Regions from separate parts of the Homo sapiens genome. Here region 1 is linked to region 2. Evidence: chromatin loops called from intact Hi-C (ENCODE). Cell type or tissue: gastrocnemius medialis. All regions are shown on one strand. Links, peaks and the distances in the headings refer to the core of each region. The heading gives the core; the rest is flanking DNA. Region 1 overlaps EHD3 (EH domain containing 3). Region 2 overlaps XDH (xanthine dehydrogenase).

The links. A loop is a pair of places that touch in the nucleus more often than their neighbours do. Peaks named below come from ENCODE experiments on the same cell type or tissue, not always from the same donor. Only the 100,000 strongest peaks of a DNase experiment are listed, where the experiment ranks them.
Region 1: a loop joins it to region 2, with 3 times the contacts of the local background. A loop is called at or near these places in 2 of 110 quality-filtered maps.

Annotation. Positions count from the first base shown.
Region 1 is chr2:31,236,709-31,253,058 of GRCh38, forward strand. EHD3 (EH domain containing 3) reads left to right here. Exons shown (of 6, transcript NM_014600.3): 2 at 7,566-7,742; 3 at 12,663-12,760. It overlaps LOC124905983 (a long non-coding RNA gene), which reads right to left. Exons shown (of 4, transcript XR_007086270.1): 3 at 12,640-12,998; 4 at 7,742-8,144. Among named protein-coding and RNA genes, the nearest start is that of EHD3, 11 kb to the left of the region's middle. RefSeq lists enhancers at 16,018-16,097, 16,138-16,187. In gastrocnemius medialis, for the core only: no CTCF peak of the experiment used is centred there; DNase peaks (open chromatin) are centred at 3,363, 3,898, 4,293 and 5,178; H3K27ac peaks cover 4,721 bases.
Region 2 is chr2:31,387,022-31,403,371 of GRCh38, forward strand. It overlaps XDH (xanthine dehydrogenase), which reads right to left. Exons shown (of 36, transcript NM_000379.4): 3 at 16,027-16,123; 4 at 14,199-14,307; 5 at 11,552-11,678; 6 at 10,647-10,708; 7 at 1,206-1,274; 8 at 790-876. Among named protein-coding and RNA genes, the nearest start is that of XDH, 20 kb to the right of the region's middle. RefSeq lists a silencer at 13,294-13,494. In gastrocnemius medialis, for the core only: no CTCF peak of the experiment used is centred there; a DNase peak (open chromatin) is centred at 10,290; H3K27ac peaks cover 1,461 bases.

The DNA of each region.
Region 1 (16,350 bases), core at 193-8,192, 160 kb before region 2:
ATCATTGACAAGACAACATCCATGCCTTAGCATCTCTGGGGCCTTGCCCAGGGTCTCGGCTATAGGAGGTTCCCAGTAGACATTTTGCAGAATGGGAGGGAAGATGGGGAGAGGTGAGGATCCCCAAGCAGCAGACAGGTTTGAGCGCCTTTTGTCTGAGACACTCTCCCGGCTTTGCCTAAGTCATCACTGGCTGTTAACTGGGTCTAAGAAAGTGGCAGAGTCAAATTGCCACAGATGATTCCTCATCTGAGGGAGACAGTAAGACCGGGAGAGGCAGATCGCTCTTCTTTCTTATCCTCCATGTGCAGTAGTTCCCTCTCCCCACTCATGTCAGCAACTGAATTTAGCTCATGCGTCAAAAGCTGTCTCCCCTTGAGGGAGTGTCAGCCAGCGCTGTAGGAGGGGTCATACCACAGGGAACCCTCCAGAACCAAATCATGTACTTTTCTTCTTTCTCATAAAATCCAGTAAACAGTTGTTTTTAATTGGAAAATATAGAAAAGAATAAATTTAAAGAAGAAAAAAAGTCACCCATAATCCCATGACTTAGGAGAAGCTATTTTAATTTACATATAAAATATATTTATATATAAAGCATATAATTTATATATAAATATATTTCCAGTATTTGTAGCTATTTTATAGCACAGTTGAGATCATGCTATACATATAATTTTGTATGCTGGCTTGTTTATTTTTGTTTTTGTTTTTGAGATGGAGTCTCACTGTGTCACCCAGGCTGGAGTACAATGGCACAATCTCGGCTCAGTGCAACCTCCGCCTCCTGTGTTCAAGCAGTTCTCCTGCCTCAGCCTCCCAAGTAGCTGGGGTTACGGGCACCCGCCAACACGCCTGGCCAATTTTTGTATTTTAAGTAGAGATGGGGTTTTGCCATGTTAGGCAGACTGGTCTTGAACTCCTGACCTCAGGGGATCCACCCACCTCAGCCTCCCAAAGTGCTGGGGATTACAGACGTGAACCACTGCGTCTGGCCAGTTTTTCTTACTTATAGCATGAACATTTCCTATGTTATAAGCGTTATTTGTCAGCATTATTTTTAACAACTGCATACTATTTCACTATTTGTATATACAATTATTCATTCAACTAATGAATAGCATTGTTTTTAACAGCTGCATACTATTCCATTGTGTGTATATACGATTCTTCACTTAATCTACTTCTCTTGGATGTTTTAGGCTATTTCTAATTTTTTGTTATTGTAGAATAATTCTGAATATCTCTGTGTATAATATTTTTTCCTATATTGTGTGTGTGTGTTTTTTTTGTTTGTTTTTGTTTTTGTTTTTTTGAGATTCCCAGAAGTGGAATTGCTAGGCCAAAGGTTGGGCAGGGTTTTGTTTAAAATATTTTTTAACTTTAAAATTTTTGTACTAAGAGTCATATTTTGCAGTTGTTTTCCGAGAGGGTGAGTTGACACTGCATCCCTTCCCCATTGCGAGTAAGGCTGCTCTGGGGTGGATAAGTGCGTCCATGCCTAGGTCTCAGAAGGCCTCCTCCTCTCCCTTCTCCCATCCCTGCTTCTTGCCTTGATTCTTGTCTCCATGCCAGGCCTGAACCTGTGAGGGGCCTTTTCCTCAGAAACAAAGATTTGCCTCTTTATTCCCCCAGTTCTTGGCGTTTTGCCCCTGAGGGTCCATCCACTTTCAGTAATATGTGCTTGCCACAGCGTCTATTTCTTGTCTGAGGAAGAACACACAGAAAAGGACATTCTTTTAATAACTAGTTAATGTGCTGTGATCTCTGCCTGAAATAACTTCCCCGGCCTAAGGCCCGGCAACACAGAGTAATAAAATGAACAGTAAATTGGCTTGGCGGCTGCCCTCTCCAACACAGGCTGCCTCTTTGGAGTACAGTAGCTCTGTGTCCCTCTGGCCCTGGCAGCCTTTCCTCCTGCCTCTGCTATTCTTCTCCCTTTGCTATTTCTCTGCCCGGCATGCAGCCTTGAATCCCTCCTTCCTTGGACCATCTGGCCCCTGGTCACTCCTTCTCGCTGCCTACTTCTGTGGCCCCTTATTCTGCAGGTAGTGGAGGTGAGTAGCTGGCTGCTCCAGGGGCTGAGGAAGGCCTGAGTACTTCCATGGGCCATGAGGGAGGCCTCCCTGGACCTTGGCAGAGCTGAGAGAGAGGCTCTAGTGGATTGGCTGTGGGGCCTGGGGCTGCAGAGCTAAGCTGCCCCGGGCTCCTTGGGGAGGCTGGGCTGGTCTGGAGGGTTGCACGGACCTTCTATCGTGTGACTTGGACTCTTGAGGCATGAGCACTTGGTAGGGCTGCTGGGATGGGAGTCCATCGTGAGGGCTACTGAGCTGGCCCTTTCAGCTTCTCCCACTTCAGGAGACTCTGCAACCTCCCACCCCAAAGGTGCCTTCGCATTTGCTGTGGCCGCACCAGCTCTCATCACCACCCTGACATCCCCACCCCAGGCATTACAGCGCCACTGCGCCGGGAAAGATGGTTCTCCAGAAAGCCAAAGGGATAGAGTGAGAGGGCCACCACCCCAGTAGACCCACTCACTGCAAAGTCCATCCTGGCAGGCATAGCCCCTGCACCACCTTCAGCCCTGTCCACCCACCAAGGCCAGGGGATGTCCTTTGTCTGATAGGGTTCTGATCTGCTGGGTCTCTAAAGGGGCCTGGGTGAAAATCCACCTGCTTCTTACAAGGCCTAAGTGTTACACAAGGAAGCAGAAGGCCTTAGGCCAGAGGAACTGTGTCCGCGTGCCTCGGCCTGGCTTAGGGGCTGCCTTGAAAGTCAGGTGCCTGGCAGTCATCAGGCAAAACATTTACTGGGAGGAGAAAGACCTTTGGGGAAAGGTCTCCCTCCCATTCCCATTGACAGTGGGACGAAGGCCATGGAACACAGTCCAAGTCAGCAGAATCCAGCTCCACCACTTCCTGCCCAGGGACCTGGTTAGGAAGGTCTGACAGAGGTCAGGCCACCTCCCCTTTCTGACCCGCAGTTTCCTTATCCATAAGATGCGAATAGTAATAACCGCCTCACAGCATTACTGACCGGATTCGGGGTGGGGAGGGGGAGGCAGAACCAGTTTAGCACCAGCTGTGCTCCAGGCACCGCGCATGGGGCTTTATCATTTCCTCTCCTCTCTCGAGCTGACTCTAACAGGAGACTTAGAGGCAGGCTCTCAGGAAGGTGCGGGAAGGCCCTTCTCCAGCACGAAGGGGAGGGCTGGAGAAGGGGCACGTCGCTGAGCTCTGGGGACGGTGCCGGGTAGTGCCCTGGGCGGGCTGGCCTGTCGCAAGGAGGCTGGACTGTCTGGCCACCAGATTCTCCTTCGTGCTGGAATCCCTTCATCACATGGCTGAGGGTGCTTTCGACAGGGCCAATTATAGCTGCTCCAGGGAACACGGAGCTGACTCATGCCTCAACTTGGCCGTGGAGAGTCTCCCATCCACTTTCTCGCTTGTGTCTGTGGGATGCGTTACAGACTCCCTCAAACCCCATGAGGCCGACAGGGCAAGTATTATCATCCTGGACTCAGTCTGTCCTGTCTCCCCTCATTCTTGTGCATCCCCGTCTCTGCTGTTCCCACCCTGGCCTGAATTAACTTTTCTTTTTTCACACTGCTGTGGGAATGTTTTCTCCTGGCAACAGAGGCAATCTGTATCGCTTCCCATAAAGAATCAGTGCATGAGATTCCTCAATAGATTTTTCCTTTCTGGACACAGTGGTGGCTTTGTTACAGGGGCACCTGCTGCTGTAAGCCATACCCAAATGTCCCTGAGAATTTACCCCACCCGACTGTGCTGCCTGGACTTGCTGGTGGCCTCATTAGACTCAGTGTTTCCCCAGACCCATGTGTGGTCAGCAAGTTTTGGGTCATGTGGGTTTAGCAGGACAAACTCTAGGCCCTTGCCTGACCACCTCGGGCTGCAGCCCTGTAACTTCCCCGGAAGCCACCCTGCTAGGCTGGGAAGCCTTCACTCATCTGCTGAGAACACCACGTCCCTCTCAGGGGTAGAATTTGAGACGCCTGTGTGAGAAGGATCCTTCATTGCTGCTGTTTGGCCCTGTTCATTCTGGGCATTTTTGAGGCTGCCTCAGAATGGTTCTTTTCAGCCCTCTCTATTTCAGCTGTCCCTGGAGCCTTTGATGATCCCTACTTCCCGCAATCCACTGTTGCTGCTCCCTTGCAGAGCCCTGCTTAGGGCTTCTCATCCACACACTCACTAGGTCAGGTGCCTGGGCAGGCAAAGATAGATGGGGTTTCCCAATCAGGGTGGAATCTTTCTCGTGAAGGGTAATCTTGGCCGACTGTTTGTAAATCCAAAAGTGTCCTTTTAGAGCCCATGGAGCCAGGGACCTGCTCTGATCATATGATAGCAGCAGCTTTGGGATGCCACACCCCAGTCACTGAGGCCAAGCAGGGAACCCCACAGCTGATATTTACAGAGATGAGTACACTCCTGCGTTTGTGGGCCTCAAAGCCTCACCTCTCCTCCAAGGCCTGGCCCTGCCTGCCTCCTGCCAAACCATATTTCTTTGTGGCCTTCTTGTCCCATTCATCGTTCTAAAAGGGAGCTCAACCCTTTTGGCCTGTCCCTAAAGATGGCTGCATTTCCTGGTCAAGGCAGGAAAGGTGAGTGTAGTGGTTAGGAGCGTGAACTCAAATCCAAGGGCCAGGTTCAAATCCTAACCCTGTTACTGTTTACTGAGTGCATCACCTGGGGCACCTTTATCTCCTCCTCCTTCAAATGGAATGATAATCTAGGTAATTTAAGGTACTGGTTAAATGCTTAACTTCTGCAATGAATTTAATCCCCAGAACTCCCTGTGAGATAGGTTTTCTTATTAGGTCCATTTGATGAGGAAGAGCATAGTGCTGATATCATAGTATGTGGGAAGGTGAAACGAGATAATCCATGGAAAATTTAGAACAACGTCCGGCACATCGCAGGTACTCAGTCAGTCTGAACGATTACCCGCCATGTTATGGAGTGAGGTACTGAGGTTCCCTGAGTTAAGTACCCCCTGAAGAGCATAGCCCTCAATGTTAGAGAAAGCAGGTTGGCTGGCCCCAGGCCACTGAGATTCACAGCTTCTCCCAGGAGGCCCTGAAGGAGAAGGTATTCTGAGAAGGCAGGAAGTGCTAGCCAAGGGTGCAGCTGTTAGGATTCACTCTCATCACAACCTCGGTGCCAGCTTTCAAAGTGATCCTCTGACCAGGGGAAATCCTGCCCTCTCACTCTGATTATTGAACTGGGATCTGGAGAGATGAGGGGCTTCCCAAGACAACCTGAAACCCATCTGTGCCCTGTGTGGCGGGTGGCCTTTGGACAGGAGGGCTCCAACTCTCAGCAGATCAGCAGCTTCCTCCAGGGCTGGCTGCCGAGGCTCCTCCTTGGGGACGGAGCCCACAGCAACCTGACTTTAACTACCATGGAACTGCAGAGTAAATTCACAGCTCAGAACGCTGCTCAAAGGCACAAATGGGATGTTGATGAGTGGGAGGAAGCCCTGGCAAGCCTCCCTGGCCACCACCCCTCTGTGCAGACCAGGCCTGCTGCTGCAGTCCACCTGTGCACATTACAACATCCTTCATGGTTACAAAGCATGCACACGTTGTGGGGAGGGGTGTGTGTGTGGGTGTTGGGTACAGAAGGAAGGCATTGACAGATAGAAGGTAACTTTTTGACACCTGTTTAGGTAGTGCAGGTAAAACACCAAACACATTTAAAAACATAGCACAATTATAATCTTTATCTGGGAATCCCACCATATACTATTACATTCGTAATGAAATTGCCTAATACCCAAGGGCACAAGGGAGGACTCATTTGCTGAACATACCTATTTTGCCAGGTACTATACAAGGCATTTTGAATGTAGTCTCTTCTTTGAAAGTTGGAATTAAATGGATAATGACAAGAAAGATAGAATGAAAGGTGTGCAGGTTGCTTCTATGCTAAAAAATAAGATCAGGTGGCTGGGTATGGTGGCTCATGCCTGTAATCCCAGCACTTTGGGATAGGCCGAGGCAGGTGGATCACCTGAGGTCGGGAGTTCGAGACCAGCCTGGCCAACATGGTGAAACCCCGTATCTACTAAAAATACAAAAAATTAGCCGGGCGTGGTGGCGGCTGCCTGTAATCCCAGCTACTCGGGAGGCTGAGGCAGAAGCATCACTTGAACCTGGGAGGCGGAGGTTGCAGTGAGCTGAGATCATGCCATTGCACTCTAGCCTGGGCAACAAGAGTGAAACTCCGTCTCAAATAATAAATAAATAAATAAATAAATAAAATCAGGTCAGGCACAATGCCTCACACCTGTAATCCCAGCACTTTGAGAGGCCAAGGCAGGCGGATCACCTGACGTCAGCAGCTCAAGACCAGATTGGCCAATATGGGGAAGCCCCGTCTTTACAAAAATACAAAAAAATTAGCCAGGCATGGTGGCAGGCACCTGTAATTCCAGCTACTTCAGAGGCTGAGGCAGGAGTCTCACTTGAACCTGGGAGGTGGAGGTTGTGGTGAGCTAAGAACACGCCACTACACTCCAGCCTGGGCGACGGAATGACACTCCATGTCAGCAAGATAAATAAATAAGATCATAAATGTGTAGATCTGCATGAACACTTAATAACATAGTACTTGTGTGCATGGGACATTTCTGGAAGAATACAGGATACAAAATACAGATACTAGAGGGTAGGATAGGATGGAGATTCATTTTTCTTTCTTTCTTTCTTTCTTTCTTTCTTTCTTTCTTTCTTTTTTTTTTTTTGAGACAGAGTTTCGTTCTTGTTGCCCAGGCTGTAGTGCAATGGTGTGATCTTGGCTCACTGCGACCTCTGCCTCCCGGGTTCAAATGATTCTCCTGCCTCAGCCTCCCTAGTAGCTGGGATTACAGGCACCTGCCACCATGCCCAGCTAATTTTTGTATTTTTAGTAGAGACAGGTTTCACCATGTTGGCCAGGCTGGTCTTGAACTCCTGACCTTGTGATCTGCCCACCTTGGCCTCCCAAAGTGCTGGGATTATAGGCGTGAGCCACCGCGCCTGGCCAGAGATTCATTTTTCATAGTGTACCTTTTATATTGTTTGTATTTTGTATCATATATGAGCTATTTTTATATTAAAGAACTAACCGGTTAAATAAAGACCTATGAAAACCCAGCAGAGTCTACGGAAGGTTTAGTTCTAACCATGCCTTTGTGTGGGTACTTCAGCAGGTTACCTTCAGTTATGGAGTCTGTAATACTCTGTGTAAGAATCATTTCAATCCATGCTTTGTTTTTGAGCCCAAACCTTGCTCCTTCTACCCCCGCCCACCAGCCCCCAACCAATTGAGAAAGGGAAAAAGATAAGGACCAAAAAACAGAATATTTTAAGTTCAGCTGAAATTCCACCTCCTCTACAAAGTTCTTTGGACTTGTTATCCAGCAGGCATTTCTCCCGGCCATGAGATCTTGCTGCGGTGGCCCTGCCCTCCCCTCTGACTCGCATGTTGTCTGCCTTATAGTAGACATGCCGTGTTGATCTTTGCGCAGAACGCCTGCATTAGGACTGTGCTTCTTCCTGCTAGGTACCTGCTGGAACAGGACTTCCCAGGCATGAGGATTGGGCCTGAGCCCACCACAGACTCCTTCATTGCGGTGATGCAGGGAGACATGGAGGGGATCATCCCTGGGAACGCCCTGGTGGTGGATCCCAAGAAACCCTTCAGGAAACTCAACGCCTTTGGCAACGCCTTCTTGAACAGGTGAGTGTGGAGGGAACACAACACTTTCAGGTGCTCTCTTTTCTTCTTGGGGTATGGGGAGTGAAAGAACAGTAGGCAGGGTCTTGGGATGCTTGGTGCCTAGAGTCTCCTGTCAATCTTTCCATACCTAGATTGTCCCTTGCTTGCTGAGAGTGTAACTGAGTCAGTTGTGAGATGCAGCAGCTGCAAATGCTGGGTTGATTCCTCCTTATCAGGGAGCAGGGAAGGATACAACAATGACTCAGGTCACATTCCCCTACCCTGCACCTACCCCTAGTAAAAGTGGAGGAGGATGCTCCATATAGTTCCCAGTATTTGCCTAAATATTCAGTGGCTGGGATTTGCATCCAACTGGAAGGAGGCAGACGAAGGTTCTTTTCTATTCACGGATATTGTTTCTACCTGGTGGGAAGAACCCTGGAATTAAGAGGGAAGCCTTGGGTTTGAGCACTAACTCTTCTACTAAATTGAATGACCTTGCACAGGTCACCTCTCTTCCCCCGGGACAAGTTCAGCCTTGCAGATACCAAGATCATCATGATGATGTGAATGGAGAAAGCTCTAGGAATGCTTGGCAAACTAATCTGGGCCTTCACATTAATTATTCTGTTTAACCAGAATGCAGGCTGATCCCCTGCTCACACTTATTACACTGATAAATCCAGTTTCACATGTGCATGGTAAATACTTTGAAAATAATTTTAAAACTACTTTTTCTAATTGGAGGTTTTTAGAGTAGAGGTAATGAATATGGGCTTTGCCTTCAGATAGACCTGGGTTCAAATCCTGCCTAATACTGTGGCTCTTGAACAAGTTACAAAACTTACTTGTTTCTAATTTTTCCCATCTGTAAATAGGATAATAGGAGTTAAAGGAGAAATAAGTGGGATAGTGAACAGAAAACACTTCGTGCCTGGCACATAGTAACCAACAGGTTAGTTAGTGATAGTGTTACTATGTCTTATTTCATTTGATTACTTAATTGTTTAGTGAATGGAATAGGCATCTGCTGTGGCCATTTTTCATTGTAGAAGTTGAGGCTCATTGCCCAAAGGATTCTCGATGTCTCTTATCCCAAATATATATATATATATATATATATATTTTTTTTTTTTTTTTTTTTTTGATGAGATGGAGTTTCACTCTTGTTGCCCAAGCTGGAGTGCAATGGCGCGATCTCAGCTCATCGCAAACTCTGCCTCCCAGGTTCAAGCAATTCTCCTGCCTCAGCCTCCCGAGTAGCTGGGATTACAGGCATGTGCCACCACGCCCGACTAATTTTGTGTTTTTTTTTTTTTTTTTTTTTTTTTAGTAGAGACAGGGTTTCTCCATGTTTGTCAGGCTGGTCTCGAACTCCCAACCTCAGGTGATTGACCTGCCTCAGCCTCCCAAAGTGCTGGGATTACAGGCGTGAGCCACCGTGCCTGGCCCCAAATAATATTTTTTATAAACCTATGAACTTGTCTCTGACCTTTCTTGTAGTGGCATGGAGTCAATAACAGTCTAAGACAGGGACAGGGAGACCACGACATGAATGAAATGTGGAACTGTGAGTGGCCAAGGTGTGCGCCCAGAGTAGGGAGCAGAGGAAGGGTCACGCTGAGAAATCTTGGGAACTTGGCCTGGCAGAGAGAGAGGCCCAGGCATGGGGCTTGGTTTATGTTGGGAATGAAGCTGAGGTCCCTTTAGGAAGAATGAGGAGGTCGTGGTGGTAAGGTGCAGTGGGGCAGGTGTCCTGGAGTCCAGGGGTGTCTCTTATACCTGGAACTGAGTAAGGAGGTCCTGGATGCCCAAAATGCTAAAATGCATAAATGGAGGGGGTGGGATGAGCATGATTCAGGAGAATGAGTCGCTGGAGCTGAAGAGAAGCAGGGATATCTGAGCAAGGGGGTAGGCAAGGAATTTGATTTTGGACACATTGAGTTTGCAGTGTTAGTGAGTCAGCTGAGGAGCATCGTCCTATCTGAAGGCAGAGAGGAGGAGCTGGACCCCAGGGGAGAGGAGGGAAAAGCCAGGGGGAGACAAGAGGAAACTGGGCTCATCACAAGAGAAGAGTACAGGTTTAGTGGTTAATGCCATTTTGGGATAATTGTGCTTATAATGATATAGTGTATTGTATTATATGTAATAGCATATAGCCTATTATGATAACAGAATTTAAGTGATTGCCATCATATGCTGGGTGCATTCCTGAGAGCTGAGCGCCCTTATGTCATTAATCAAACCCAGCAAGTCTCATTAACTCCATTGTTAAATGTATTGAAACCAGGTGGTGTGGGTGAGGTTGGGTGGGGGTGGTTTACTTTGAGTAAAGACACCTCTTTGAATATTATTATCTTCATCTAGAAAGTGATAAAATGTAAATAATCCATTCCTGCAAATGTTGTGTGTTGTGTGAAGAAGATCTGAGAGAGAAAGGAAAAAATATATAAATCTTTACAGTGGTTACCTTTTTTTTTTTTTTGAGACGAGGTCTTGCTCTGTCGCCCAGGCTGAAGTGCAGTGGCATGATCTCAGCTCACTTTAGCCTCCATCTCCTGGGTTCAGGCAATTTTCCCGCCTCAGCCTCCTGAATAGCTGGGGTTACAGGCATGCGCCACCACGCCTGGCTAATTTTTGTATTTTTAGTAGAGACAGGGTTTCACCATGTTGGCCAGGCTGGTCACAAACTCCTGGCCTCAAGTGATCCGCCCACCTTGGCCTCCCAAAGTGCTGGGTTTACAGGTGTGAGCCTGTAACCGGCCTACAGTGGTTCCATTTAGGAAGTGGAATTGAGCAGGGCAGAAGGATAGAGAAGAGGAACACCTTCCTATTTCATTTTATGCCTTGCTGGACCATGTTTTGGTTTTTTGTTTTGTTTTGTTTTTTGTTTGTTTGTTTTTTACCATGTGCATATATTTTACAAAAAAAAAAATTATAAAGAAAATATATAGGAAGGTGTTGTGAAACAAATAACATGCACATAAAAGGTGATACTATTAAGGGGTCAGGAATCTCTCTCTAAATCTGTGATTTCAATGAATAAAATGAAGGTGACTGAGGCAAGATCCTGCATTTCCAGAGTGACTTGGTGTCTGGCCTGGAGAGCAGACATTGACAAGGAAAGAAATGTGGCCACAGGAGGGGCTGTGTCTCCTGCCTCCTTCCCAGGTATCTTACTAAGGGATAGAATTCGTGTTTTATTTCAACAGACACCAGGCCCCTAGCGGCCTTGGGCTCTATTCTGTGGGGGAATATAAGGCTGATCCAGTCCAGTGGGCACAGGCTTGGAAAGAGCCAGTGATAACCCAGGCAAGAGGAAGAGCAGGCCTGACGAGGCCTTTGTGGGAAAGTTGGCATTTGACCCTGACATTAAATGATGAGTGAAGTGGCACCAACAGTGTAAAAAAAAGAGGACATTCCCAGCAGAAAATACTGAAGAGAGAAAGAGGAGAAAATATGCATCACCAGAGAAGAATGATGAAAGAATGTGGCTTACTGCAGGCACCTATGAAATCGTGAGGTTCTGAGATTTTCTCCAGGAGCACGCAGCCGCTGAAGTAGTGGATGTTTAGGTTGGCTGGGAGTCTGCCAGGCATGTCCATTGAAACGACAACAGGGAATGATGTTGCATCCCTCTTGCATGTGCCACCAGCTTCACTGCAGTCCACACAAGGTGCTGCACCTTAGATTTGTCCGCACAAGGTGCTGCACCTTAGATTTCCAGGTTCCTGTCTCTATGCTGCTGAGTGGTCCTATTTCACACCCCTTGTCTGCTCCCCTTCCCTCGCTTCTCTTAAATAACACTTGACTGCTTTCCTAATAGAGATATTTGGCCTTTAAATGCCCAAATAAATGTTCCTGGGTGGTTCCCATTCTTCGAGGCCAGCTCCAGTGCCTCCTCCTCCAGGAAGCCCTCCCTCTGCCTCCAGGAAGCCATCTCTCTGCCTTGAATCTTCCAAACACTACATCTGACTTCTCTCAGGGTGCTGGTCCCATTGCACTGTGTATTCTGCTTGTCCATGTACAGGCCTCCTGGCCTCCTGTCCTGCACCAGGCTGTGCTCCTTGGAGACAGGGATCGAGGTTTGGATATCTTAGTGTCCCCAACAGCAGGAGTTGGCAAGCATGAACCATGGCTGCCTCACAATCATCCAGGGAGCTTCCTCAAGGCATAGAGCCTGAGTGAGACCCACTTCTGGGGCTGGGGCTGGGATTCTGGCCTGGCTCCTGGGAGTCTCCATTTTAAGCCAGCCAGGCTTGTGATCCTCTGGCCATAGCACCCAGCCTGTTATCTTGCACAGAGTAGGGCCTCAGTTACTGTTGAATGATACCCCATTTACAAATGAGGACATAAACAGAGAAGCACAGCCACTTGGCCCACAAGGATCAAATCAGAAGGAGGCTCCCCAGACCCTGACTCTGCAGTGATGGTTTGGGACAGACCCTTGAAGTCCCTCCTGCCCCGCTAGTCCCTAGGGGCTCATTTGAAGAGGAGCCAGGGGGTCTTCTCATTGGCTATCTAAAGAAGCTAAGGTTCCTAGAGAGGGCCAAGCTAAGTGGAGTAACTCAAGGCAAGGAGGTAGCTGACCAAGGACAAACTAAGGACTTGGGGCCATAAGAATTAAACCCAGGCTTTGATCACACATGAAGACCCAATGTCGCTATGGAGTAGCCCTGCTTGCTGGTCACACAGCATTTTACCAAACACACCCGGGTGCAGGGCGCTCTTAACACTGGATGTGGGGAGAGGCAAGAGGACTGGGGTTCAGCCCCGGGTCAGCTGTCAGCCACACCCTGAACTGGGCAAGTCCATGGTGAACTAAACCCTTCAGGATGCACCTGCAGCTCACCTGAGAGAGACAAGACAGGTGGTTGGAGTCATGCGGCTAGGTCATGAAAGGTGGGCGAGTACTCACCCAGGTTACCTCTGCCCATGCAGGTTCGTGTGTGCCCAGCTACCTAACCCTGTGCTGGAGAGCATCAGCGTCATCGACACACCAGGGATCCTCTCTGGGGAGAAGCAGAGGATCAGCCGGGGTAAGCAACCTGCCTGAGGGGTGTTGGCTGTGGGCTCCATGGTTCTGGCACGTTCAGTCTCTTACATACCAGAAGAGAAGCACCCAGGGCCATGCTGTCCCTTGGTGAGCCGGCACTTCTCCTGTGCTGTGTGGGATCATTTTACCTGGGGCAGTCCTAGGCCGGGGTTGGCAGGGGTCGGGAGAGGGGAATTCAGGTCCACCGTAGCTCAGGAGATAGCTGGCCTCAGTCTTCTCATCTGTAAAATGAAGACATCAATATCAGTCTTACCTCGTTGGGTTTATTCATGCTACAAGGGGCACCTTCCATGGCCCTGATCCTGGCTTGCTTCTTAAGTTCCTGGGGAGCTTGCAGCTCTGCAGGGCAGCCAAATGCATACAGAGAAATTCAGCTCAATGGTATCAGTGCCCTGGGTCATAAGAGGAGGGAACCAGGTAGTGAAAGCACTTCAAAAACTGTTCACTACAGATAAATACAGGATAATTGCTCATTAAAGGAGGTTGCCTGGTATGGTGGTTAGAAGACAGAACTCTGGAGTCAGGCTGGCAGGGTTCTAAGCCTGCCTCTGCCACTTCATAGCACAGTGACCCTCAGCAGGTTTCTTTATTTCAGTTACTTTGTCTGAAAAATGGTGTGGGGCGGTGGGGGCGGGTGGGGTGGGAATAGTATTATCCATCTTACAGAGTTGTTTGAAGATTAAAAGAAATGCTTAAGATAAAAAGCCTTTTCTGGTTGGCACATAGCAAGTACCTAGTAACCATGAGGGATTATAGATGATCATCATCATCATCGTTGTTTTCTTTTTTTTTTTTTTTTTGAGACAGAGTCTCAGTCTGTTGCCAGGCTGGAGTGCAGTGGCACGATCTCAGCTCACCGCAACCTCTGCCTCCCGGGTTCAAGCGATTCTCCTGCCTCAGCCTCCCAAGTAGCTGGGATTACAGGCGTGCACCACCACACCCAGCTAATTTTTTGTATTTTTAGTAGAGACGGAGTTTTACCATGTTGGCCAGAATGGTCTCGATCTCCTGACCTCGTAATCCACCTACCTTGGCCTCCCAAAGTGTTGGGGATTACAGGCGGGAACCACCGCACCCAGCCTGTTTTCTTTTTTCTAACTCTAAAATGCTAGGCAGATGCTATCAAAAGCTAAAAACAACTGCTCTGGGCCCCCACCCCCAGCCTGTCCTGGCACAGTTTGCTGAGTGTCCTGTATAGCCCACTACCCTCTCTGTGCCATGTGTTGTATCTCTGGCAAGAAAATCAGATGACGCCATGCCCACCCCAATATTGGAGCTAGTTGCCAGGGCTGGAGCCACATCAGCACTCAGAAGTCAGCCTATGGGTAAGGAAGGGCTTTGAACTGCTGGGGTTCTCTGGGAAGCAGCTAGAACTCTTGCCTGAATGGACCTAGGTAGGTGACTGTCTGCATGTGCCTTCACCCTCTGTGCTCTGTGGCTCTGGCTGGGACACAGATCTGCCCTGCCCATGTCTGTGCCACAATAGTGGGGCCCAGAAACCTTTGCTCTTTCTGCAAGAGCATGGCCTGCCCAGGCCAGCACTGCTCACCCCAGACCCCTCAGAGGAGAGGTCACAGCCTCATGGTGTGACAGGCCAGTGCTCCTGCAGTTGTGTATTGACGAGGCCCAAGTGGTGCAGGCCCTTGGCCCAGGTGCAGGCCACTAGTGCCAGACCTGGGCTTCTGTCCAGTGCTCCTGTGAGCTGCCTTGGTGTCCTCTCTGCAGAAAGCAGCTCTCTTCTGATGAGGGCAGGTGTGTGGTGCAGGGCCAGGCTCGGCTCTTTGAGGCTACACTATGCCTGTGTGTGAGCTGCCATGGCTGGGAGTGGAAAGGGAAGACAGTGAGAGAGGCCCTCCAGGTCAGCAGCCTGCTCAAGGGCCAGGTTAACCCGAGTCAGCCCTCCAGGGAAGACACAGCCTGGAGTCCTCATCCTGTAGCAGGTGGGAGGGAGTGGGGAGGCTGAACATCCTGAGAGGAAAGCCCTGCCCTTCCTCCTTACCACCTCTTGCTTTGCTTAGGAGGTGAGACCTGGGAAGAAGAGGGGAAATGAAGCAACTGAGTCAGGAGGGACTTGGGAAACTGTGTTAGCAGTTCCTGTAATTGGTGGCCTGTGAATTCTGGGACATCACAGTGTCACCTGGGAAGGGGGTCTTGGAAGACTTGATCTCCTGGCTCCCTATCTCTGGGCTGTATGGTGGAGGTGATAGGGAGCTGGAACCCCTGGCCTGGGAAAATAGGGATGTCTGAGCCTCCCTCCTTCCAGCCAGCACGCACGCTGTAAGCACCTGGCTCCCTGTTAAGGGCCCTGTGGAGGGACAGCACGGGTGGTTTTTCTGTCTTGCTTTGGTTTGTTTGCCGGAGCACCCCCTTTCTCCTAACCCACCTATTCCCAACCCCAAGTGGTTCATCTGGGGTTTACCCTGCGTTTAAGCCTGAAGGGGATTTGCTGTTTCACTCAGGCAGCTCAGGACTCCTCCAGGAAGGCTGGGGAAAGCCACCCCTTCCCAGTGTGAACTCCCTGGGGGACGTCACATGTGCACCTGCAAGGCCAGTGTAGCCTGACCAGCGGGTCCAGAGAGGACTCCAGCCTCTGCGGTTTCCAAGGACACTGTACTAGGAATTCAGAGTTCTGGGCTTTAGAACCTGTGTGTGTCTCAACAGGTCACATTTTCAGTGTCCCCATGTGTAACAAGGGGTAATGATATGTACCACACAGCCGTCTTGTGAGGTCTATAGACCATATGAAAACACGGGCCATAGCCCTGGGTCTGGATCACCATGAGCTACCTTCCTCCCTCCCTCCCTGTCAGTTGGCACCACCTATCATACAATCCCAGAGTAATCTGTGTGAATAGTTTCCCTTGTAGTTGTGCAGTGCACAGCCTGTGCACCTGTATGTGGCAGGCTGGTTCCCAGGGACTCCTGCCTTCCTCAGTTCCTATCCTATTCTATTCTTTTCCTATTTCTGTTTTTGTTGTTGTTGTTGTTGTTGCTGTTGTTGTTGTTTTGAGACGGAGTCTCGCTCTGTCACCAAGCTGGACTGCAATGGCGTAATCTCGGCTCACTGCAACCTCTGCCTCCTGAGTTCAAGCGATTCTCCTGCCTCAGCCTCCTGAGTAGCTGGGACGACAGGCATGCGCCACCACACCCAGCTAATTTTTGTATTTTTAGTAGAGACGGGGTTTCACTACCTCTCTCCTGCCTTTGTCTTTGGACCCCAGTGACTGCCTTAAGCAAATTAGGCCCTTGGTGTTCTTGCCTGCACTTCCTAATGCCTCCCATCCCACATTGACTAAGCACCAGGTCCCCCTACCTCTGGGAGAAATGATGGCCCCAGGAGTGGCTTTGCAGGCCAGTTTGTTTTCTGCTTTCCTGAGTCCAGACTGTAAATGCAGCTGCTGGCAAAAGCAGCCTGCGTTAAAAACAAGAGCTAGAACTGGGCTGCTGGCGCCTGGGGCGGTGCTGACCTCAGCACCCTGAGGAGACCAGGACAGTTGGGGGAAGGGCGTCAGACACCCTCAGTTATCTGTGGTACCCCAAACGAGTAAAGTTTCCAGGGTGCAGAGCCCAACC
Region 2 (16,350 bases), core at 5,327-13,326:
AGGAAGGAAGGAAGGAAGGAAGGAGTTTGTTATAAGGGGATGCCTAGGAAGGCTGGCTTTAGTGCTTGCAGGAAGACACTGGGCTGAGAACGAAGCCCTCAAATCGAACTGCCAGTATTTTCAAAGTTTCACAGTCCAGAGAAAGATCTGCTGGTGGCCTGCTGCAAAGCCATTCTCTCTGGCCTGTTGAAGCTACAAGGTAGTTTTCATAGCTCAAAACTCTGAGAAGTGTGCACTTCAAAAACTCCGAGTGGCTTGATTCTTTCGTTGCCATAAATATTAGAGTGATGGTGATAAAGTGGGTGTGAGGGGGTTTCCTTAAGACAGAGCTGTGAGCTGCAGATCATGTCCTTTGAAGAGAGCTCTCGTTTTTTGTTTTGTTTTGTTTTGTTTTAAATAAATGGATTGCTTATAGAGGGAATACGTTTCTTGGAGTGCTTATGTATTAGATATAGGCAGGAGATCAACAAATGGTTATAGTGAACCTGCTACACTACACAGTGTGCCTAGAGAGCCAGTCCCTATCCTCATGGGGCTTGTCATTTAGCAAGGAACACAGACATCAAATTAATAACTGTAACTGTGACACACATGAACTGAAGTGCAGGGGCTGTGGGTACACATAGCAGAGACTCAACCTAGGGGAGTGTCAGAAAATGGAAGGGAAATTTAAGCTGAAACATAAAGGACAAGAAAGACACAAAGTTCCCAGTGGGTATGAAAATAAAGCAGGTTTCCAGGGACTCACAGTACAGACCCGGCTGGATCTGTCCCTGAGGCATCACCTACCAGCAACTCTGGGGGAAAAATGGGCTCCTGGGTTGGATCCAGGGGCGTGAACTCCTCTGGTTTGAATAAAGATGGCGAGAGGCTGACCTATGGGGAAAGAGAACAGGTAGGTGATGCAGTATCTCCTCCTTTCAAACACCCAAGAGGACCAATTCAGCCTTTCCTTCCAGCAAGCTCATTCCCAGCCCCCTGCAGGCTGCAAGAGGAGCAGGTAATCCCTGGGAGGCAGGAATGAGAGAGTCTCAGTTACAGGACCCGGGGCTAACGTGCACCATCACCATCCCCACAGTCTGCCATCACCGACTCACCGTAGGTTCCTCTTCCAGCCCCCACCGCCAGGGACATGGAGCTCGTGCACTGACTCCTCTAAGTCTCAGATTACCCCCAGGCTTCCAGGGGGAGAAGAACTCACTTACTGAGTGGTCTTTCTTCTGGTTCATGCAGCAATTTGGATTATTCCCATCTCCTCCACAGCATCCACCATCCTAGAGAGATGATGAACATCTGCACAAGGGTATTTACAAAGAGTATTTGCAGAAGCTAAGGAATCTAGATTACTAATATCCAGAACACTCCAGCTCTGACGCCTGTCCCAGCATCAACAGCAGGGGCATCCTGCCTGCCTGTTGCCCAGAGTGGAGGCCTCCGCTACATTCCCTCTTGCTTGGCTAACGTAGATTAAACAACTCATGGATAAACAAATAGGAGCAACAAGGCCACTGAATTTCAGGAACTTTTCTCCATAAAAGCTAGGTCCTACTTTATCAAAACCTATCCCTTATGCCCATTTCTCTTCTTCAGTGCTGCTTCCTCAGGAAGCGTCTATGAGGGATATTCCCATTGGCTCTCTCAAGACTCAAGAGGCTTGACTTCCAGATCAGCAAGGTTCTAGGGGCGTGGCTGGTGTCTCCCAGGCTGGGCTCTCTGCAGGACCCTGCCAAAGGATGTCCAAGACGGGTGCTGAGCCCAGCACTGTGTCCAGCCAGTGTGCCCAATGGCCTCCCTACTGCTTATTAGGCACTTCTTCCCAGAAAGGTAAACACCCTTCACTCCTCACTGTGGGCCTGTTCTGGAGAAGTATGCAGGTCAGACCACCCAGCATCTCTGGGAAAAGACTTGCTCAGGACCTCTTAGGATACCAGTGGCAGAGCACACACAGAGTCTAGAATCACTACCACCCAGCACCGAGGCACTGCAGGGTGGCAGAGGGGCGCACTCAGCTGACTGATCTGCAGCTCAGGGCTTCAGAAGACAGAGTCCTGGAGTTGTGCTGAGATGAAAAAGTAGGGGAAACTCATAGGTTCTGCCTCAGGCACTTTTATCGGGTAGTCAATTCCTGAAAAAGCAGGCTGGGAGCAGTCCTTCTGCAAGTCAGCCACAGGAGACACCATGCCATGCTGGCATTTTCCAGAGTCTGTTTCACAACTCGTTGTCTTCTGCAAGAAAGCACTCATGGGATGCTGGAGGTGTGACCTTGGAGAAGTTGTAAGCAGGCAGGCAGTGGCATCAGGAGAGAAACACCCCACCCACCCCACCACCTGGACACGCTGCTCCGTGTGCAGACTCTTCCTGCATTCACAGCTCCAGCACTGGACACCAGACCTGCTCCGTCCATTCTGAGCCTCCCCCCAGCCAGCCACCTTGCACTTCCCCTCTATATTTAGAAAGAAAGAAAGGAAGAAAGAGAGGTTTCTTAGTGCCTTTTCTCACCTTTCTTCTTGGAGAAGGAGTGATGTAGGGAAATGCCCTGGCCTACCTGAAGTGAAAGTCCTGCATCCCACTCACCTGGCCCTCTGAGGAAGGACATATTTCACAGAAGCGCCTTTTCCAGACAAAGTGCCAGTGCATTATTACTTAGATCTATTTTCTTGATAATTCATTGGTGTGTTAATGACATAAATTACTGTGATGTACAGTAATGCATCACTGCCCTCAAGGTCTATTGAGGTTGGATAAGACTACATTTTCTCATCCCCACCCTCCTGAGATTCCTACTTTACTAAATAGGCTAAGGCTTCTGCACTGGTGCCTTTAAAAAAAAAAGTTTTTTTTTTAGAGTGGTTTAAGGTTCACAGAAAAAACTGAGTGGAAGATGTAGAGAATTCCCAAATACCCCTATCCCAACATACACGCACAACCTTTCTCACTTCAGTATCCTCAAAAGTGGCATATTTGTTACAACTGATGGACCCACATTGACACATCATTATCACCCAAAGTCCATTAATTTACATGAAGGTTCACTCTTGGTGTTGTACATTCCATTGGTTTTGACAAATGCATGATTACAGGTGTTGACCCTTATGATATCTTACAGAAAGAGTTATACTGCCCTAAAAAACCTCTGTACCCTGACTATTCATCCCTCTGTTTCCCCTAATCACTGGCAACCACTAGTCTTTTTACTGCCTCCATGGTTTTGTCTTTTCTAGAATTTCATAGAATAGATATCATACAATATGTAGCTTCTAAAGATTGATTTCTTTCACTTAGTAGTAGCAATTAAGGTTTGTCTATGTCTTTTCATAGCTTGATAGCTCCTTTCATTTTGGCACTGAATTAACATTCCATTATTTGGATGTTCTACAGTTTATTCACCTACTGAAGGACATCTTGGTTGCATCTAAGTTTTGGCAATTATGAGTAAGGTTGTTGTAAGCATGCCTGTGCAGGTTTTCATGTGGCAATAAGTTTTAAATTCCTTTGAGTCAGTTCCAAGGTGTGTGATCACTGAGGTGCATGATAAGACATGTTCAGTTTTGTAAGAAACTGCCAAATTGTCTTCCACAGTGGTTGTGCAGTTTGCATTCTCACCAGCAATGAATGAGAGTTCCTGTTGCCCCACATCCTCACCAGAATCTGATGTTGTCAGTGTTTTGGATTTGACCATTCTAATAGACCTGTGGTGGTATTTCACTGTTCTTTCAATTTGCAATTCCCTAATGGCATATGATGTCGAACTTATATGCTTACTGGCCATCCATATACCTTCTTTGGTGAGGTAGCTGTGCAGGTCTTTTACCCATTTTTTAATTTAGTTGTTCATTGTCTTATTGCTGAGTTTTATAAGTTCTTTGTATATTTGGATAAGTACTTTACAAGATGTGTCTTTTGCAAATATTTTTCTCCCAGTGTACCGCTTGTCTCCTCATTCATCGTTATTAAATTTTAATGAAGTCCAGCTTATAATTATTTCTTTTATGGATCATGCCTTTGGTGTTGCATCTAAAAAGTCATCATCATTCCAAGGTCATCTAGGTTTTCTCCTATGTCATCTTCTAGGAGTTTTATTGCTTTACACTTAGGTTTATGATTCATTTTGAGTTAATTTTGAGAAGTGTATAAGGTCTGTGTTTAGATTCATTTTTTTTTGTATGTGAATGTCCAACTGTTGCAGCACCATTTATTAAAAAGACAATCTTTGCTCCATCGTATCGCCTTTTCTTCTTTGTGAAACATCAGTTGACTGTATTTATGTTGGTCTATTTCTGGGCTCTCTATTCTGTTCCATTGATCTCTTTGTCCATTCTTTTGTCCATTCTTTTTGTAGTATGGACAGTGTCCATACTACACTGTCTTGATAACTGCAGCTTTGTAGTAAATCTTGAAATTGGGTAGTGTCAGTCCTCTGACTTTGTTCTCTATTCTCCTTCAATATTGAGTTGGCTATTCTGGATCTTGTTCTTCTCCATATAAACCTTAGGATCAATTTGTTGATAGCCACAAAATAATTTACTGGGATTTTGATTGGGATTGCATTGAGTCTACAGTTGGGAACAACTGACATCTTGACATATTCAGTCTCCTTATTCATGAAAAAGAAATATCTCTCCATTTGTTTAGTTCTTTGATTTTGTTCATCAGAGTTTTGTAGTTTTTCTCACATAAATCTTGTACACACTTTTTAGATTCATACCTAAGTATTACATTTGTTGGAGAGTATTAATGTAAAACGTAAATGATAATGTGTTTTGAATTTCAAGTTCCACTTATACATTGCTGTTACATATGAAAGTGATTAACTTTTGTATTGCCTCTGATTCTATCTTCTGGAAGAGATTGTGGAGAATTGACATAATTTCTTTTTTAAATGTTTGATAGGATTTACCAGTGAATCTATCTGGGCCTGGTGCTTTCTGTGTTAAAGGTTATTAATTAATGATTCAATTTCTTCAATAGTTATAGGCCTATTCAGATTATCTACTTTTTGTATGAGTTTTGGTAGCTTACATCTTTCAAGGAATTGTTTTATTTCATCTAGGTTATCAAGTATATGAGCATAGAGTTGTTCTTAATATTCCTTCATTATCCATTTAATGTACATGAGCTCTATAGTGAGATCTTTTTATTTTGATATTAGTAACTTGGATCTTCTCTTTTTTTTCTTAGTTAGCCTGGCCAGAGGCTTATTAATTTCATTGATCTTTTTAAGGACCCAAATTTCAGTTATGTTGATTTTCTCTATTGATTGTCTGTTTTCAATGAAATTGATTTTTGCTCCAAATTTTATTTTTCTTCAGCTTACTTTGAATTTAATTTGCCTTTTTTTTTCTAGTTTTCTAAAGTGGGAGCCCAGATTGCTGATTTTATTTGTATTTTATTTTTATTATTTATTTATTTATTTATTTATTTGAAATGGAGTCTCACTCTGTCACCCAGGCTGGAGTGCAATGGCGCAATCTTGGCTCACTGCAACCTCCACTTCCTGGGTTCAAGTGATTCTCCTGCTTCAGCCTCCTGAGTAGCTGGGATTACAGGTGTGTGCCACCATGCCTGGCTAATTTTTGTATTTTTAGTAGAAACAGGGTTTCACCATGTTGGTCAGGCTGGTCTTGAACTCCTGACCTCGTGATCCGCCCGCCTCATCCTCCCAAAGTGCTGGGATTACAGGCATGAGCCGTCGTGCCTGGTGGATTATTGATTTTTAATCTTCCTTTCTAATATATGCATTCAATACTATAAATTTCCCTCTAAGCATTGTTTTCACTGCATCTTGCAAATTTTGATAAGCTGTATTTTCAATTTCATTTAATTCAAAATATTTTAAAATTTCCCTTGAGATTTTCTTTTTGACCATGTGTTCTTTTGAATTGTGTTGTTTAATCTTCAAGCATTTGGGGGTTTTCCAGCTATCTTTCTGTTATCGATATCTAGTTTAATTTCATTTTGGTTTGAAAGCAGACATTGTATGATCTCTATTCATGCAATTTAAATTTGTAAATGTGTGTTTCATAGCACAGAATGTGGTCCATCTAGGTGAATGCTCCACGTGAGCTTGAGAAAAATGTCTTTTCTGCTGTTGTTGGCTAAAGTAGTCTATAAATGTCAATTATATCCAATTAATTGATGGTGCCGTTGAGTCCAACTATGTCCTTACTGATTTTTGGCCTGGTGCTGTCCATTTCTGATATAAGGGTGTTGAAGTCTTCACATATAATAATGGATTCATCTATTTGTCTCTGCAGTTCCACCAGATTTGCCTCATGTATTTTGAAGCTCTGTTGTTAGGTGCACACACATTAAGGACTGTTATATCTTCTTGGAGTATTGATTCCTTTATTATTTTTAATGCCCCTCTTTTTCTCTGATAACTGTTTGCTCTGTCCAAAATTAATATGCTACTTCCACTTTCTTTCGATTAGTATATCATGGTCCACCTTTCTTTATCTACTTAGTTTTAATCTATCTGTGTCTTTTCATTTAAAGTAGGTTTCTTGTAGACAACATATAGTTGGGTCTTGTTATTTTCATCTACTCTAACAATCTCTGTCTTTTAAATGGTGTATTTAGATCACTGACATTTAAGGTAATCATTGATATAGTTGGATTAGTATCTACCATATTTGTTATTGTTTTCTATTTGTCGTCCTTATTCTTTGTTTCTAGTTTTGTCTTTCACTCATTTTCTGACTTTTGTGGTTTGAACTGAGCATTATATATAATTTCATCTCCTTTCCTTTCATAAAGTATCAATTATACTTCCTTTTTTCTTTTTTTTTTTTTCTGGTAGTTGCCCTAGAGTTTGCAGTATACATTTTTAACTAATCCAAGTCCACTTTTAAATAACACTACACCGCTTTACAGGTAGTGATTGTATCTTATAATAACAAAATATTTCTAATTTTTCCCTCTTGTTTATTTTATCATTGTTGTCATTCATTTTACTTATACACAAGCACATATATATATACATATGCACACATAAACAAATGCATGGTTGCTATGATTGTCTTGAACAAATTGCTATCTGTTAGACCAATTAAGATTAAGAAAAATAAAAATTTTTATTTTACCTTTACTTGTTCATTCTCTCATGCTCTTCCTTTATGTAGATCTGAGTTTCTGGCCTACATCATTTTCCTTCTCTTTAAAGAACTTCTTTTAATATTTCTTACAAGATGGGTCTACTGGCAACAAATTATCTCAAGTTTTGTTTGAGAAAATATTTCTCACTCGCTTTTGAAGGATACTTACGGAGGTTACAGAATTTTAGGTGCTTTGGTTTTTTCTTTCAATACTTTAAGTATTTCTCTCCATGCCTCTTGCTTGCATGGTTTCTGGGAAAAGTCAGATATAATTTTATATTTGCTCTTCTATAGGTGAGGGGTGTTTTCCTTTGGCTTCTTTCAAGTCATTTTTCTTTACCTTTGATTTTTTGAAGTTTGAATATCACATGCCTTGGTATAGTTTTTGTTTGGTTTTGGGTTTTGGTACTTATCCTGGTTTGTGTTCTCTGAATTTCCTGACTCTGTGGTTTAAAATCTGACATTAATTTTGGGAAATTCTCAGTCATTTTTGTTTCAAATATTGCTTCTTTTCCTTTCTCTTTTTCTTCTTTTACTGCTGATATTCTCGTTACACATATGTTACATCTTTTGTAGTTATCACACAGTTCTTATTTGTTTCTGTTTGTTTTCATTCACTTCCTTTTCTCTGTTTTTTGGTTTTGAAAGTTTGCATTGTCATATCCTCAAGCTCAGAGATTCTTTTCTCAGCCATGTCCAGTCTACTAATGAGCCCACCGAAGGTAGTCTTCAATTTGTTATAAGCGTTTTCAATCTCTAGCATTTCTTTTTAATTCTTAGAATTTCCGTTCTCTGCTTACATTATCCATCTGTTTTTGTATGTTATCTATTTTTTCCATTAAATCTCTTAGCATACTAATCATAGCTTTATAAAATTCCTCATTTGTTAATTCCAATATTCCTGTCCTATTTGACTCTGGTTCTGCTGTTTGTTCAGTCTCTTCAAATTGTGTTTGCCTTTGACTATGCCTTATAATTTTTGGTTGAAAGGTGGACATGATGTACTGGCTGAAAAGACCTCATATAAATAGGCCTTTAGTTAATGTATTGGTAAGATATGAAGGAGAAGTATCCTATAGTCCTAGGATTAGTCTCAGTTTTTTGGTGAGCTTGTGCCGCTCACCTGTGAACTTCACAAGCGCTTCTCAGGGTTTTTTTTCTCCGTTTGGTGGGACAGGATGGCTGGAGGGGGCTGGGCTTGTGTATTTCCCTTCCCACAGGTGAAAGACTAAAGGTCCTGGGGTTGCGTATTTCCCCTCCCCAAGGTAGGCGAGGATCTAATATAACCTCAGAAGTTTAGGCTGCGGTAAAATAATTTCTTCTGAGGACAGGCCTTTTTAAGAAGAACAGAATGCTCTGGCATATTCCAAAATGGTTCATTTTTCCCACTCCCTACCAGAAACACAAGGAGATTTTTCTCCAACATTTACTGTGAGGACCTGGTGGAGATCCTGGAGGTAAAACTCACAAAGGTGTAGAGCACCCGCTCCATGACTGCATCCCCCTGGAGTTTATATCCATGTATAAACTCCAGCAATTCATCAGTTAGTCCTTACATCTTCCTATCCTGGCAAAGGTTCCTGCAGAGGTTTCTGCTCTGATATGCCGTGTCTGCCTGTCTGTCTCTCCAATTTTTTGGACAATGAGTTGTCCTGTGACCTCATTCCTCTGATGGATCTAAAAACAACTGTTGATTCTTCAGTTTGTTCAGCCTTTTTCTTCTTGTTTAGATGAAATAAAGACTCCTAAGCTGCTTACATGCCAGACCAGAAACTGGAAGTCTTGCTTGTACCTGTTTAATGGTTCCTCCATTTCTTTCCTTGTCACCAGATAGCTGTGGTCACTTCTCGCCGTGAGCAGTGTGCCCACCTCTAGTTGACCCTCCACACGCTTTCTAGTGTGTGCTGTGGACAGGAAAGCTAGTAACCGAGTTTGTTAGAGCTGTGTGTAAAATAAAAGTAAAAAGGCTCTGAAGAAACATCTCGGAGACCTCCGATGAGTAACATGCATTAGCTTCTGAGCACCTTTTGTGTGTCAGGCATTTTGGCTGCTCAGAGCTCTCAGTCTTGCTCTGCTCTGCACTGCAGGGTAGCTGAATTGAGGGAGGTAAGTTCTGCATGGTGAAATCAAGAGCGATTTCAACTTCCAGGAGGGAAGGCAACTGCTATACTCAAAAATCCTTCTCTTTTGAAAAATTAAGAGGACTGATTACATTATATCACTTTGAGCAGGTTCTTATGAAGTAAATAGAGGCAAGATTAACAATCTCTGGGTCTCAGGAAACAGTGAGTAACTTGGGAAGATTATATAGAGGCTACTGGAAGAAATATACCAGCTTCATAATTTATAGTTCCCATTTATTGAATAACAGAAATGTGCCAGGCATTGTTCTAAAAGCTTTTCAAGAAGTACTTAATTTTTATAAACACAGTAAGGTAGATATTCTAATGAAATCACCTAATAAAATCACCATTTTATTAGGTTGGTGCAAAAATAATTACAGTTTTTCCCATACTTTTAATGGCAAAACCACAGTTACTTTTGCACCAACCTAATAGAAACAAGGAGACTTGCCCAAGGTCGTGCATCAATTAAGTGCCTCAAATTGAACCCAGGTCTGCAGAATCTGAATTTGTGCTTTTAGGCATTTTCATTTAATTCCACACTTGTTAATTCTTCATCAGCAGCAGCATTAATCAGAGTGTGGTGTTTTCCATCCTTATAAGGTCCTGTCTCCTTGTTTACCCACCCCTTCTTGGATTATACGATTATACAGACACAGCACTCTTTTTCATGATGCTCCAACCCTAAAGGTGAGTGGAAAGCACAGGAGTCTGTAACTCCCCTGGACCCAGAATCAAACTGAAATGAGATGGTTTGATTTGGAGTCAGGATTAACGTGGCCCAATTGAGAAGTCAAGTAAAACCTGGGGGGAGATTAAGCCAAGAAAGGAGATGCCAGCTCTCTGCCTTCCTTGCCAGATGGCAGGTGTGTGTATGTGTTTATATAATCAATGCCCACACATCCGGCTGTGACTTCTCACTCAGAGTTATATGAACATTGCAGGGGTTCACAAACTGTCTGGAGATCTAATTACCAGTTTCATAAGCCCAACAGAGTGCCAGCCACAGAAAGCAGCCAGGAGAGGGAAGGAGGAGGGGTGCAAGTGCTGAGCAAGGCCACGTTGTTATTAAATGCTACATTCAGCACCTGTGCCATGGGCTGAGCCTGCCAGTCTCCAAGGGAAAGCTGCCAAGCCCAAAGGCACTGCCAAGCTCAAAGGCACTCTCAGGCGGTGAGCCTCTTCCAGGAAGCCGGTCTCCAGACCATCACTGGCAGAAAGTCCCATGCTATTCATAAGAACCCTTCCCTGAATAAGAATGGCAGACTCTACTCCCCATGCCAGATGTCCCCAGAGGGAAGACTCACTAACTGGTCATCTTATCATCATTGTTTGTAGACCAGAGGCCCTTGGTCTCCCTCCCCACAGTGATTTCTGAGTGTTGCCATTTTAGAAGCAGAGACACTGATGTTCTGGGGTCCCCACTTACCCTGGCAAAGGTCCGGAAGCCCTGGAGGATGGGTCTGTAGCCTGTGCAGCGGCACAGATTTCCTGTGGGCCAAGGAAAAAACTGCAATGTCAGTGCAGGGCCCTGGGATGGGTGAGGAGTTTGTGACTTTGCTTGCAACTAAGTTGGGTGCTCTCTTTACCAGGCTGCATATTCTGTTACCTCTGTCTGGAAGGCCTCTTGGCCTTCTCATATCCTGACTTCAGAAAAGTTATCATGATTTCAGGAAGTCTTTCCTAGAATGGAAGCCTTCCTAGAATGCCCAGACTGAGTCAGGTACCTCTCCTAAGTGCTCCCACAGTGGCTGATCACAGCTTCATCAGTTAGCCTATCAGACTACATTACAAACTCTCCTCTTCAGAGTATGAACTTTTTGAGAGTAGAGGGTGTGTCTTTTATCCCTGTGGCATAGGATGTGACTAAAATAACTGAATAAATGATGGAAATGGTGAATAGATGGGGAGGCTTCTCTATTCAATTCAGAGAAGCAGACACATTGGTGGTCTTGGCCCTGCAGAATCCTGTTCTGGTGAAAACTGAGAGGGAAGGAAATCATATCACTAGCCCCCGTGGAGTTTTCTAAATGACGTCTTCCTGCACCAGCCATGCACTGCCAACCCCACTCCAATACTGGTGGAAGGCAGACAGACACCTCAGAAATATGGACACAAAGGCAGGAGACCCCAGGAGGTCTCCACACCAACCAGGAGTTCTCCCAAGTAAGAGAGGGTTGGCTTTCTAGCAGATCTTAGTCACCACCTTGTTGGGGGGCCTGAGCCCTTCCTCCAAAGGGTAGTCCCTCATGCTTCTCACCCTGGCACTTGCCCTGACCTCTGCAGGGCCTCGTTTGCCATTCCACCTCCTAGGCTGTGCCTGAAGGCCCATACCTTGGAAGGCATTCTCAATCTCCTCCATGGTGGGCTCGGGCTGATTCCGGAGCAGTGTGTACATACTCATGACGATGCCAGGGGTGCAGAACCCGCACTGGGAGCCGTGGCTTTTGGCAATTCTCTCCTAAAAGATACAGATGACATAGACACCTGGGATGGCAGAACCCTCCCAGGCTCCCCAAAGGACTCGACTGGAGCCAGCACATGTTGAGAGATAGTGGGGGTAGTAATCACTGCACAGAGTCAAGCCCCAGTGCCACCATTTACCAACTGTGACCTTGGCCAGTTTCCAAGCCCTCTGAGTCTAGGTTCTTCATCTGTATGATGAGGACCATCCTTGTAGTTACCTCTAGAGCTGCGATGAGGATTAACTGAGATATTCATGTAAAACCCTTAACACTGTACCTGCATATAGCAGGCAGTCAGCCAGTGTTAGCTATGACTAGGAAGGTCCCTTCAAAGAACAGTGACTATCATAACCAGAAGGCAGCTTCTGAATGGATTGGGTGTGGCATATGACAGAAACAGTCAAAGGTGATGTCTAGATTTTTGTCTTGAGCAATTGGGTGGATGGCTTTGCCATTGACTCAGATGGGAGAAGACTGGGGAAGGAAGCCATTAGGAAAAGAGTAGGGTTTTCTTAAGTTTGAGATTAGACATCCGTATTGAGATGTCAAATAGGCAATTGGAAATGTAACTTCTGAGGGGAGGTCAAAGCTGAAGTTGTAAATGAGAGTATAGGGATGAAGAAGGGGAGGGGCCCAGGTCAGGGCTCAGGGCACTGCAGCAATTAGAGACTGAGCAGAGGAGGAGCAAGTGTGGGGAGAGAAGGAAAAGCCAGAACCACAGTGTCACAGAAACCAAGAGAAAACAAATAAATGGACAAGAAGTGGAATCTGGCTCTGAAGCCTATTTGTAGCCAAAATAAGTTGATTAGGAATAAGAACCTGTACCATTGGATAGGGAGGATTTTAGGTTGATTATACAGATACAACCTAATTTGGTTTGGCTGTGTCCTCACCCCAATCTCATCTTGAATTGTAGCCCCCATAATTCCCATGTGTTGCGAGAGGGACCCTGTGGGAGATAACTGAATCATGGGGGTGGTTCCCCCATCCTGTTCTCATGGTAGTGAATAAATCTGACGAAATCTGAAGGGTTTCTGTTTTCACTTAGCTCTCATTTCTCTTGTCTGCCACCATGTAAGATGTGCTTTTCACCTTCTGCCATGATTGTGAGGCCTCCCCAGCCATGTGGAACTGAATCCATTAAACTTCTCTTTCTTTGTAAATTACCCAGTCTTGGTTATGTCTTTATCAGCAGTGTGAGAATAGACTAATACTTGACTCCTATGTTTAAACTGTTTATTCTTTCTTTCATCTGTTTGTTTCAAAGAAAATAACAAGCCTTAATTAACCCTCTCACGTCTCCTTCAGGTTGGACAAGTTTAGTAATTTCCCCTCTTCCTGCCTAAGAAACAAATCTATAGATGGGAAGCAATCCCACCCCGACCTGGCTGGCCTCACATGACTGGCCCAAGATGCCACTCCAAGGAATAGTACCAGCCTCTCCGCAGGAGGCTCCAGCTCCATCGCCTGAATGACATGTCTCCTCAAATAATCAAGGGAGGATTAAGACCTGGGCCAAGCTCTGGTAACTTCTTTTTTTTTTTTTTTTTTTTGAGATGGAGTCTCACTCTGTCGCCCAGGCTGGAGTCCAGTGGCACGATCTCGGCTCACTGCAAGCTCCATCTCCCAGGTTCACGCCATTCTCCTGCCTCAGCCTCCTGAGTATCTGGGACTACAGGCGCCCGCCACTCCGCCTGGCTAATTTTTTGGTATTTTTAGTAGAGATGGGGTTTCACCATGTTAGCCAGGATAGTCTCGATCTCCCAAAGACCCCAAGTTTCCTCAAACAAAATGCTTTGGGGACAATGGCCGTTCCTTCCAACAGGGCTCTACTCCCCTTTCTTTCCACTCAGCCTAACAGCATCCTGATTGTCTCCCCAAACCAGTCTAAGATTATTACTGCCCATTTGCCCCAGAAATGTTTCGGATTTCAATGCATTTTCAGGTGGTCTGATACCATCAAGGAGAAAGCCTTGCTCAGGCACTAAATCTCTGTCATCTTATTTAGCACTTGCTAACCTCCAGTCTAATGAAAGAGGAGGCCTAGCAGTTTACATTTGTACTATCTGCGGGTGGGAGGTAAGGGGTGCAGAATTACCATTGCAGGGAGTAAGTGGGCTTATAAACAAGGGGCACAGATAATTAAAATTCAAATCTGGGAAGGCTGGGAGTTTCCTAAACACACTCCAGAACAAAGTGAGGAAGCTCTTCTGCATCCCTTCCTCCAAGTTCTGGACTGGTCTAGCCACCAGATTCAGTTGGCCTCTTGGGTCCCTTCAGATCATGCAATGTTATAACCAACCAGCTCACAGGAAGGAGCTTCAGGCTTGGGTGTTTCTTCTTTTCACCTCACGGTACCCAGAGGAGATGGGGAGGTGGCCAGGGTGAAATGCCTTCTTAGATTAAGCAGTGAAACTCTTCCCAACAACCCAAAGCAAGTCTGCAACTTTGGCATGAGCCTCCCTGCAGAGGAAAGAGCCTGATCTCAAGAGCACAGCTCCCTTTCCTCTGTTTACCTGCACAGGATGCAGCCTCGTCTTGGTGCTTCCTATTCCTTCCACAGTTGTCACTGCAACATGGTGCAAGGAGCAGATGGGGGCCAGGCAGGCATTGGCAGAAAAGTGGCTAGAACCCCAGATTAAGGTCATTCCATTTATTGTCCACTCAGATCATCAGAATGGGCCTGACTGTGAGCTCTGGAGGACTTTGTGAGGCTTTATGTTACGTCTCTCCGCTCCCATTTATGTTCTTGTCTCTTCTACCAGTGTCCTCACCTCTCCACTGAAGACTCTGGGAAAGGAACAAAGGAAGCTCTCCTTATAGGTAAAGCTGAGCCCCTCCAGAGTACTGTGGGATCAGGCATCAGAGCATCCTCAGCCTCTGAGCAGGAGCAACGGAGCCAGGGTCACTTTCAGTCACCTCTTACTCAGCCTGACCCAGGAGGCTGAGTCAAGAGGAAATTTCTCTGGCAGGCTGCAGCCTTAAAGCATGCTCCTGCCTGCAGGGCTGTTCCTTAGCTTCCAATCACTTTGCTTCCCTGCATTTCCTCGCCTCTATTGCTTTCATTTCTCTGTGGGGAAAGGGGGAGGAAACCCCCAGGCAACATGAGACAGCAAGCCCTTAGCTAGAACTTCCTTGCATTCTTCTGTTATTCATCACTCATTCACTTACATTCAGCATCAGTTATTGAGTGCCAGACATAAGTCAGGCACTCTGCTGAGGGCTGGGAAAATAAAGATGAATAAGATGAAAGCTCTGCCCTTCAACAGACTGCAGTCAACTGAGAAAACCAAAGTCCATATGAAGGTGCAATTTAAATCTTGTTAAAGTAAATTAAAAAGGAGACCAGGCCTGAAGACTCAGCAGAGGAAACCAGTTAGGCCTCACAAGTGACCTAAACTGTGCTTGATTTGCAGCAGAGTCTTAACTTGAGCTACTTCTTACGAATATCTTTATATTAAAAAAAAGCCTTACGATCAACCAATCAGAAGTAGTCAACAAACTTATAACTATAGTACTAGGGACTTTCCAGTGGGATAGACCAAGTAAGGCAATTGTATAATTGTAACCAATCAAATAATTTCTTTGCTTTTTGCCTGTGTCCATCCTACAAAAACCTCCTGCTTGCATTTCCCTGGTGGAGCTCCTGAACTGCTTCTAATGTGGAGCTGCTTGAGCTCATGAACTGTTGTTTTCTCAAATAAACTGTAAAAATTGTATCATGCCTGAGTTTACATTGGGAATGCTGTGCACAGGGCACTATGGGACCAGCACAGTCAAGGGGCACCTAACCCAGTCTTGAGAGATCCAGGATGGCTTCCTGGAGGGGGTGATATTTTTGCCCAGTTGTAAAGAGCTAGTAAGAGTTAGTCAGATAGAGAAATCCTAGGAGAACTTCCCAGCTTAAACAAAGACCAAGCAATTAGTGGGCCTGTGTCATTGGTATTTCACAATTATCTCTGCTTGAATGGAGTGCTGGGCCCATGGTGAGAAAGAAAACTGGAGAAGAAACCTGGGGCATACTGTGCAGGGCCTTGCCCGCTAAGCAAAGAGATTTTGTCCTGGGGGCAATGAAGAGCTATTGAAGGGCTTTATGGAATGTGATATAAATGTGGATTTTAGAAAAGTCATTTTATCAGCAGTTCGGAGCCTGGTCAATATTATAAGCCTAGAAGATACTTGCTAAGAGATCATTCTACAGTTTTCCTGTGCACAGATTCTCCATAAAAACAGGGGCTCACACATGCGCACATGCACATACACACATACACTCATGCACTCCCTCACAAGCTGGTCCTGCATCGCAGCCCCCATGTGGGTGGTCAGCCAGCAGGCAAAGGATACACGATCTTGTTCTGCAGACGATCATACTTGGAGAGCATCACTGTGCAAGCCCCGCAGCCCCCCTCTCCACAGCCGAGCTTGGTTCCACTCAGCCCCACTGGGTGGTCAAGAGTTAAGGAGAATGAACTCAGGGAGAGGAGTCTGCTGGGTTGCTAGGAAATGCCTGGGCAGAGCTGTGGGCAGAGCCATTCATTCCCACACGTGCTCAGGCCCCTCAACCAAGGAAGGCAGCAGGCCCACTGGCCTCCTTATTCAGAGGGGCTGCACTGCACCCTAGGGAGGCAGGGAACACGGCCATCTCCACTGCACAGAAGAGCAAAGGCA